Regions from separate parts of the Homo sapiens genome. Here region 1 is linked to region 2. Evidence: read pairs that join two places in POLR2A ChIA-PET (ENCODE). Cell type or tissue: MCF 10A. All regions are shown on one strand. Links, peaks and the distances in the headings refer to the core of each region. The heading gives the core; the rest is flanking DNA. Region 1 overlaps LINC02809 (long intergenic non-protein coding RNA 2809). Region 2 has its middle 7.4 kb from the start of WNT3A.

What was found. ChIA-PET counts read pairs that join two places held together with the same protein. Peaks named below come from ENCODE experiments on the same cell type or tissue, not always from the same donor. Only the 100,000 strongest peaks of a DNase experiment are listed, where the experiment ranks them.
Region 1: POLR2A ChIA-PET joins it to region 2 with 19 read pairs; 8 of 35 experiments call an interaction of 5 or more read pairs at or near these places.

Annotation. Positions count from the first base shown.
Region 1 is chr1:228,071,806-228,076,191 of GRCh38, forward strand. It overlaps LINC02809 (long intergenic non-protein coding RNA 2809), which reads right to left. Exons shown (of 1, transcript NR_158166.1): 1 at 2,104-4,386. Among named protein-coding and RNA genes, the nearest start is that of LINC02809, 2.6 kb to the right of the region's middle. RefSeq lists enhancers at 3,090-3,590, 3,591-4,091. In MCF 10A, for the core only: a CTCF peak has its summit at 2,231; a DNase peak (open chromatin) is centred at 2,256.
Region 2 is chr1:227,997,367-228,001,752 of GRCh38, forward strand. No RefSeq gene overlaps it. Among named protein-coding and RNA genes, the nearest start is that of WNT3A, 7.4 kb to the right of the region's middle. RefSeq lists silencers at 2,134-2,193, 2,234-2,283. In MCF 10A, for the core only: a CTCF peak has its summit at 2,183; a DNase peak (open chromatin) is centred at 2,195.

The DNA of each region.
Region 1 (4,386 bases), core at 239-4,238, 75 kb after region 2:
GTAGGTGGATGGTGTTGAGGGGATAGTGTAGGGGGATAGTGCAGGGGTATAATGTAGGGGTATAGTGTAGGTGGATAATATTGGGGGACAGTTTAGGGGGAGAGTGTAGGGTGACATTGCAGGGGTGATAGTGTAGAGGGATAGTGTAGAAGGATAGAGTACGGGGGATAGTGTAGGCAGGAGAGTATAGGGGCATAGTGTAGGGGAGATAGTGTAGGGCAATAGCGTAGGGTGATATTGCCCAGGCTATAGTATAGGGGGTGCTGTAGAGGGATAGTGTAGGGGAGGAAAGTGTAGGGGGGATGGTGTAGAGCGATAGTATAGGTGATAGTATAAAGGGATAGTGTAGTGGGGATAGTGTAGGGGAACAGTGCAGGGGGGATACTGTACAGGGATAGTATGGGGGAGAGTGTAGGTGGATAGTGAAGGCGGATAGTGTGGGGCATAGTGCAGGTAGATAGTGTAGGACAATAGTGTAGGTGATAGTGTAGAGGGATAGTGTAGTGGGGATAGTGGAAGGGAATAGTGTAGGTGGATAGTGAAGGGGAATAGTGTGGGGCATAGTGTAGAGGGATAGTGTAGGGGATAGTGCAGGGGTCACAGTGCTGTTGGGGTGCCAAGGCACCGTGCTCAGTGTCCATGATGGTTTGTGTGCTTTGTGTCTGGAGCATCACGTGGGGACCCTGCAGACACAGAGTCCTGGTCACCCTCCCTGTTTCTGTGTCACTTGGCCTGCCTCAGGTGGAGGGTCAGAGGTCAGTGTGTTCCCCGTTAGTGTGGGCACTTTCCTGGGCTGTGCCTAACCATAGGTGGCTCTGCTCAGGCCATCCTGGCCCAGTGCTGCCTAAAGGTGTGCAGCTGGCCACCACCCACTCTGAATTGCTTCTTTGCAGGCCAGTCCAGGGTCAGGAAGGAGGTCTGGCGTCTGCCTCTGTCCCCTCTTCTGCTGCCTGGGACTGATAAGCAGCCTCCACCTTTATGGCATGAATCCCACCCCGGCCCCTTGGACATCGTGGCCTGCCGTGTAGCACAAGGGGCTTCCTCGGGCTTCCACACCACCAGCCTGGTGTGATGCCTGGCTCCCAGGCTCCAAGCCATGTGCCTAGTCAGCAAATGGGGCCCCTTGACTAGCCCCCAGCATGGCTGCTGTCTGCACCTGCAAGTCCATTGCACCAGTGCATCAGTTGTTTAGATCTTTCCCAGCTGTTGCCAAGGGTTCATCTCTCTCCTGGATCACAAGCACCCCTGTGTGCCAGGTGCACAGGACCTCCTCCCACCACCTGCCTACTTTGGCTCTGTGGGGGCCTCCGGGCCTGGACCACAGCGCTGGGAGACCCGGATGGGTGCCCAGGCTCTGGGCGGGTGGCTGTCCTGTGGGCCACGGTGACACTCTGTCACCTCCTCGTCTATCATCTCCTCCCATTGGGGCAGAAGGGGGCCTGGCACTCGCTGACTGCTTGAGTTCTTCTTTCTCCCCCTTCTCCTCCAACCACTGTCTCCCTCACTGCGGCCAAGCCCCCGGGCATACGCTGAGAGGGCAGTGTGACAGCCCTCCCCTGCCCTTCGTGCCAGCCTCCCTCACGGGGCCACCCACCCTCTGCATGTTCCTGTGGCACCCAGAACCTTCCACGGCAGCCCTGGCTACTCCCTGCCTCCTGAGAAAGGGGTCTCCCGGGTGTAGGTGTGTAGCTGGGCCTGCAGGTGATGGGCAGAGGAGCTGGAGAGGGCAGGGTCACCGCGCAGTCGCCTGGGAGCCGTGGGCAGCACCCAGACCCCCAGGGTAGGAGTTAGGAGCTGAAACAAGTAGGCCGGGGCAGGCCGGGGTGCTCTGGTGTCCCACAGCCAGCCTTGCCCTCCCATGGTGGGGCATTGGGGCCCATCAGTTCAGGGTATCCAGGAGAGTCTCCTTTTCATTAAGGCCAGAGGGGGCACTCACTGAAGGACCCAACAATGAGCACGGTCCCCCGCCCAGGCTGGCTGCAGGCTGCAGTGACAGGCATGGGGGCTGGAGGCCCCTGGGGCATGGTTCTGCCCACCCCGGTAGCCCAGGCCTTGGGCACAGGCAGGCGGATGCTGGCAGCAGATGCTAGGAAGACAACAATGTCTTCAGCTGGGCTTTTTAATTAACCTCAGCCGGCCCCTCCTGAAGGGCCCCAATTAAGTGAAGAATGCATGGCAGAGTGGGGTCATGCTCCGGGCGGGTTTTAATTAAAGCTCCGTGGCCTGGGCAGGAGCGCCCCCGCCTGACTGCCTCCTCCCTTGTTCTTGTGCTGGGCGACCACACACCTCCAATGGGTGCTACAGGCCTCTCCTCCTCCCGCCTGTCAGGCCCCAGACCAGGCAGCCCCTCTCTGAGCCACCATCCCGTCCTGGCATAGTCCCACCCACCTGCTGGTTCAAGCATTGGCTGAGCGTCTGTGGTGTGTCCACTGCAAAGGCAGACAGAAATCACACAACTAGTAACCATGTCAGATGTGCACATGCCATGAAGAAAGCAGGTGAGGTGAGGGACAGAGAGGGCTGGGCCACCATGCCCAGGAAAGGAACCTGCAGGAGGCAGGCAGGGAGTGCACCTGGAGGGTGGGCTCTGTGGACAGGAGCAGGGGCCTGGCTGAGCAGCTGAGGGGTCAGCCTGTGGACGCCCGCATGCAAGAATGAGAGGGAAGACAGACATGTCTCCGGAGAAGATCTATAAACAGCAGCAAGCACATGGAAAGACGCTCAAAGTCACGAGTCCTTCAGGACAGGCAAATCAAAACCACCATGAGACACCAGCTCACCCCATCAGGATGGCAGCTATTAGAGAAACAAACAAAAAAAAGTCACTGGATGCAGTGGCTCTCGCCTATAATCCCAGCTACTCAGGAGGCTGAGGTGGGAGGATCGCTTGAGGCCAGGAATTTGAGATCAGCCTGGGCAACATACTGAGACCCAGTCAGTACAAGAAAAAATATATTAATTAGCTGGCATGGTGGTGCGTGCCTACCATCCCAGGTACTCAAGAGGCTGAGGTGGGAGAATTGCTTGAGCCCAGGAGGCGGAGGCTGTAATGAGCCAAAATCACGCCACTGTACTCCAGCCTGGGTGACAGAGCAAGACCCTGTCTCTTAAAAAATTTAAATTATTTTTAAAAGGTTAAAATGGTAAGTCCTATGTTATGGGTATTTTACCACAATTTTTAAAATGAGAAAAATTTGAGGACAGAGGGCTGTGGGTATGGGGGGCTTTCAGCCGCACTCAGCAGAACAGGGGCTGCGTGGGGCTTCTGAGCAGGGACCCACACCAGGGGCCTGGCTCCCCACAAGACCCCCAGCCTCACACAATGGGGTGTGCCCCAGGACCGTGAGCCACGTATTCACGGGTCCCACCAGAAGAGCACATGCGTCCAAGAACAGCAGCTGGGCAGGGGTAGCAGGCAGGCACGTGTGTCCTGCTTTGTTCAGGGCATCTTTGCATTAATCGCCACTGCAGGACCAACATTCTCCACAACTGGCTTCCTTTAGAGACACCTGGCCTTGGGAGCAATGAACGAGGGAAGGGAGGGTCTCCTCCAGGGTCACCATGAGCACTCTCCTCTGCCCAAGCCACGCCCCCTGGCCAGCCCCGACTCTCTCTCTCAAATCTGAGCGCCAAGGACTCCCTCCCCAACGAGCCTTGTGCTGGGGGATCCCCTTGGTTCTTCTGGGGATTCGGGATACAGTGTGCCCAGGAAGGGAGTAGTCTGATCCTAGCAACCAGAGTCACCGTGGCAACAGGTGACATCAGAGCCCAGCAGCCCTGAGCCTTACACGGGACCCAACCTGCTGCCCAAACTGACCCATGGGGGAGACACATGTCCGGCTGGACAGGTCAGGTGGCTGCCTGCAGAAAACTCATGACCCTGAGGCCGTGTGGGCAGACACCCTATGCAGGGGTGCAAAGAGGATCATCTGAGGAACCCCAATGCTTTTAGCCCCAGGTATTTGACTCTCCCGGCCTTGGCACCAGACATGAGGGAAGGAGGTATACTGGCATCACAGGGTGGCCACAGCAAGTTACCACAACCTGGGTGGTTCACAACAGCAAGGGAGGTATTTCCTCGCAACTCTGCAGCCAGAAGCCCCACATTGAGGTGTCCCGGGCATGCTCCCTCCAAAGGTTCTGGGGAGGACCCTGCACAGCCTCCTCCAGCTCCTGGTGGCTCAGGTGCCTCAGGCGCATGGCCACACACTCCAGTCTCTGGCCTGTCTTCATGGCTGGTTCCCGATCTGTGCATCTCAGATCCCCCTCCTCTTTCTCTTAGACGATCACCTGTTACGGGTCCAGGGCCCACCCTAATCCAGGATGGCCTGGTCTCGACGTCACTCATTGAGGATGTCTGCCAAGACCCTGGTTCTACAGGAGGTC
Region 2 (4,386 bases), core at 112-4,111:
ATCTCTACAGATTCTATAGATATTAAAAAATAAACAGGAATAAACATCTACATGTGTATAAATTCAACTTCTGTAAAATGAACAAATTCCTTGAAAGACATCAACTACCAAAGCTCGCACAAGAAATAAATAAACAAAATGGTTCTATAGCTATTTAAAGAACTGAATTGTGGTTACAAGCCTTCCTACAAAGAAACTTAAAGGCCAGATGGCTTCATTGGTGAATTCTACCAAACATTTAAGCAAGACATAATAACAATTTCCACAAACTCTTCCAGAAAATTAAAGAGTTGGAAATACTCATGAGTATCTCATGAGGCCAGAATTACCCTAATGCCCAAATCAGACAAAGACATTATAAGGAAAAAAAATTCTAGATCAGTACTTCTCAGGAACATAGATGCAAAAGTTCTTAACCAAGTTTTAGCATATCCAATCCAACAATATATAAAGAGGATGATACACCATGAGCAAGTGGGATTTATCCCAGGAATGCAAGGTTAGTTTAATATTTGAATATAAATTAATGCAATTCACTATATTAATTGGCTAAATAAAAACATATAATTGTCTCAATAGATGCAGAAAAATCATTTAATAAATTCCAATATTTATATAAAAACTCTCAGCAGATTAGAACTAGCTGTGAACTGCCTAAACCTGATAAGTGGCATCTATGAAAAACTTCAGCTCACATCACACTTTAATAAAACACTGTGTGTTTCCTCCCTAAACATCAAGAACAACACAAGCACATCCACTCTCACCACTTTTATTTGACACTGTCCTGGAGTTTCTAGCTAGTGCAATAAGACAAGAAAAAGAAATGAAAGGCATCTAGAATTTAAAGGAAGAGGTAACCTGTCTTTATTCACAGGTAACACAATTGTTTATATGGAAAACGCCAACAAATCTACAAAAAAGAATAAGTCTGCTGGAACTAATAAGTGAACTTAGGACAGTTGCAGGAAACAACATCAATGTACTAAAAGTCAGCACTTGCAACAAAACATGGAAATGGAAAGAAATAATACCACTTTAAATAGCTGATAGCTTCTGGACTAAGAGGAAGCTGCAGGTAGAGGGGGCAGGTGGAAGATTTAGGAGAGTATGGAGGTGGTTGCTGAGCCTGATATGAGAAGAACCTGGACAGAACAGGAACAAATGCTTTGCCGAAGCTTCTGGACCCACTGGGCTGGAGGACAACCAGCAAGGAACAGCAAGGAAGGAACCAGCAAGGAAGCTTCTGGACCCGTTGGGTTGGAGGACAACCTCAGCAACCCTCTGAGGAGGGAGAGACAGAAACTCTCTGCAGAGACTGCAGGTTGTGACACAGAAGCTGATGGCCTCGATTTCCCTCCATGAAATGGGACAGTAGGGTGCCGTTGACAGTCAGAAAGGGTGTGCAGGAGGTGGATGCTAGGGAGGAAGCCCACAAAGGGGCTGATGGACTGGCCTTGTAAGAAACAAAACATCATGTCTCCTTGGAGCCATGTCTCCTGTGCCTCGCCAGGGACAGTGGGCCCCAGCTTCTTCGACCAGGGAAGATGGCAGTCAATGGATACCCCAATGGCTTTTTCTCTTCACCTGTTCCCCCCACTCTCCTGTTCCCTAGAACCATGTTCCCACATAAACCACCTGCACTCACTACTTGTATCATGTTCTAAAAATCCCACCATGTCCCTGGAGCTCAGGATCTTCAAGGCCAAGGGGAGGCCCTAAAGGTGAAGTTGGGGGTGAACCAGAGTGAAGGAGAGCATCTCCAGTGATGAGGGAGTCCAAGACCCATGATCCTGGGTGATGGGGGTGGACAGGAGGAGCGTGACTGTCAAGCTGCCCAGGCCCAGGCCCATGTGTGAACAGCAGCCCTGTGAATCTTGCTCTTGGCCTCTGAGCCTTGGCTCTGGCTTATGCTCCAAAGATGGTGACACTGCATCTCCTGTGGTCTCAGGGATCAGCTGGGTCATGCAGGTTTCAGCAGGGGTTGTGGTCACCACTATTCCCATGAGAGAGGTCATACCCACAATGTAAAATCCCACTTGGGCTGCAGGACAGCCAAGGGCTAGGGAGGAGGCGCCGCTCATGTCACCCACAACCTTGCCCAGAAGGGGCACTGCCTCTAGGGGAAGATTGGACCCAGGCACCCCTTCAGTGCCGCCCTCCTCTGGCATCTCCACTTGGTGGCAGTATTGGCCCAGAAGCGGAACTCCAGCAAGCAGCCACCAACCGGTCCCTAAGAGCTGCTGTGGCAGCAAAACTTAGCTCTTTCCCAACAGGAAAGTCTGGGGAGTCTATTGCCCTCATTTCACAGGGAAGTAAGTTATGGCCTGGGAACCAGGATTCTGGATAATTAATCTGCAGGATTCCAGAACTCCATGATACTGTGATTTTTTTTTTTTTTTTTTTGAGTAGTGGTCTCTCTCTGTCACCCAAGCTGGAGTGCAGTGGCACAGTCATGGCTCACTGCAGCCTCGAACTTGTGGCCTCAACCAGTCCTCTCACCTCAGCCTCCTGAATAGCTGGGACTACAGGTGCATACCACCATACTCAGCTAATTTTTTATAGAGACGGAGTCTCACTATGTTGCCCAGGCTGGTCTCAAACTCCTGGGTTCAAGAGATCTGCTGGCCCCAGCCTCCCAAAGCACTAGAATTACAGGCATGAACTACCTGTCTGGCCCATTGTGATTTTTTTTTAATTCTCAAATTTGATTTTCTTATGGTTCTAAGACTCTCCATCTATGGGTCCATGCTTGAAGAACCATAAGATTCTAAGATCAGAGGGTTCTACTGACTCAGTTCCCCTGCATCCTATAATTCTGTGTTTGGATGATTCCAGCATTTCATGGCCATTTCATGGGATCAACCAGGATTAACCACATGGCTAAAGGGAGAGGCTGATGGCCCTACTTCCATGGTTCCCAGATTCCATCTTCTCTTCCTCATAGGGAGGTCCACAATTCCCCACATATCACCAGGCCACCTGCAAGGAGAGCAGGTCCAAGAAGTCACCTTGCAATGAGAATGAGATCGTGTGCCTCCTACATCATGCCCTAAGGGAGAGAGGACAGCATGGAGCTAGGAGGTGGATGGCTGGGGTGTCAACTGAGAAAGACATGCCTGTTGGACCCCAGAGTTGACTTTTATGGCATCCAAGAGCTGCCTGTGAGAACACACATGGTTTGATTTGTGAAGGGATGTTCACACAACCATCATGCGTCAGCCTTCTCAAAGGTGGCGTTCGTAGCACAGCATGCGAAGGGCTTTGAGTCAACAGACATTCCTGGAAAGAAAGCAGTGTGGGGGTATGGAAGGATCCCTGGAGGCTGGGACCTGGAGACCAGGGTCTTTCCTGCGGGCCCATTGCTCCTTCCACTTTGCCTTGAGCCCACTCTTTCCATACAAGGAGAGGCTGACCTAAGGTTCCAGTTGCTTTCATCAGGTGGGATCTGGTGAAGGGTCAAAATGGAACTCTAAGATGGGTAGTTGAAGGGGTGACACCCGAGGAGAGAGTGATGTCTCAAAACAGACTGAATTATTTCCCAAAGAGGTGCCCCAAGCCCCTGCAAATGCACTCTCTAGGAAGTCTGGCCACTGGGCCCCTTGCCCTCGTCCCACAGGGCAGCTCAGAAAGGCAAGCTCATGAGGACCGGCTCGTGTCCACCTACCCCCCTCATTGCCTACAAGGACTCCCGAGCATGCCCCCCATCCTGGCGCAATCTTCTGCCCTGGAGCCAGGAAAGGATGGCCTTCTGAGTTGGAGTCCTGCAGTCGGTCTTCCAGTCTTGGAGGGAAACATATACTCTACAAATGGTGAGCCTCGGAGAGAGCCCAGCCCTGCTGTGCTGCCTCCAGGAGGTTCAGGCGGCTATGCCTCCTCATTCAGCCTCACTGAGCCTTTTCCACTTCCAGAACATGGTGAAATTCACTTCCCTCTGACCACACAGTGCTTGGTGGATCACCGGGCACACAGTGGGCCTACAGTGGGCATGGTAGTCGCTGTCATCACTCCGCTCCAGGAGCCTTCAAGAAATCATCTCATCTGACAACCCACATTTACCATAAGGACCTTTTGGAGGCCAGGCGCAGGGGCTCACCCCTGTAACCCCACAGTTTGGGAGGCCAAGGCAAGAGGATTGCTTGAGCCCAGGAGTTAGAAACTACAGTGAACTATGATGGCACCACTGCACTCCAGCCTGGGCGACGGAGTGAGACCCTGTCTCAAACAAATAAAAAAGAACCTTCCGGAGAACTGAAGGAAAGTGGAAATTTGATAAGAGATCTGGGCTGGAGAGGAGAAAAGTCTTTTAAAATATAAATATAACGGCAAGCTCAGAAAGATAGATACAGGGCAATGGTAAGAAGCAGACAGGTAACCAGATTGGGC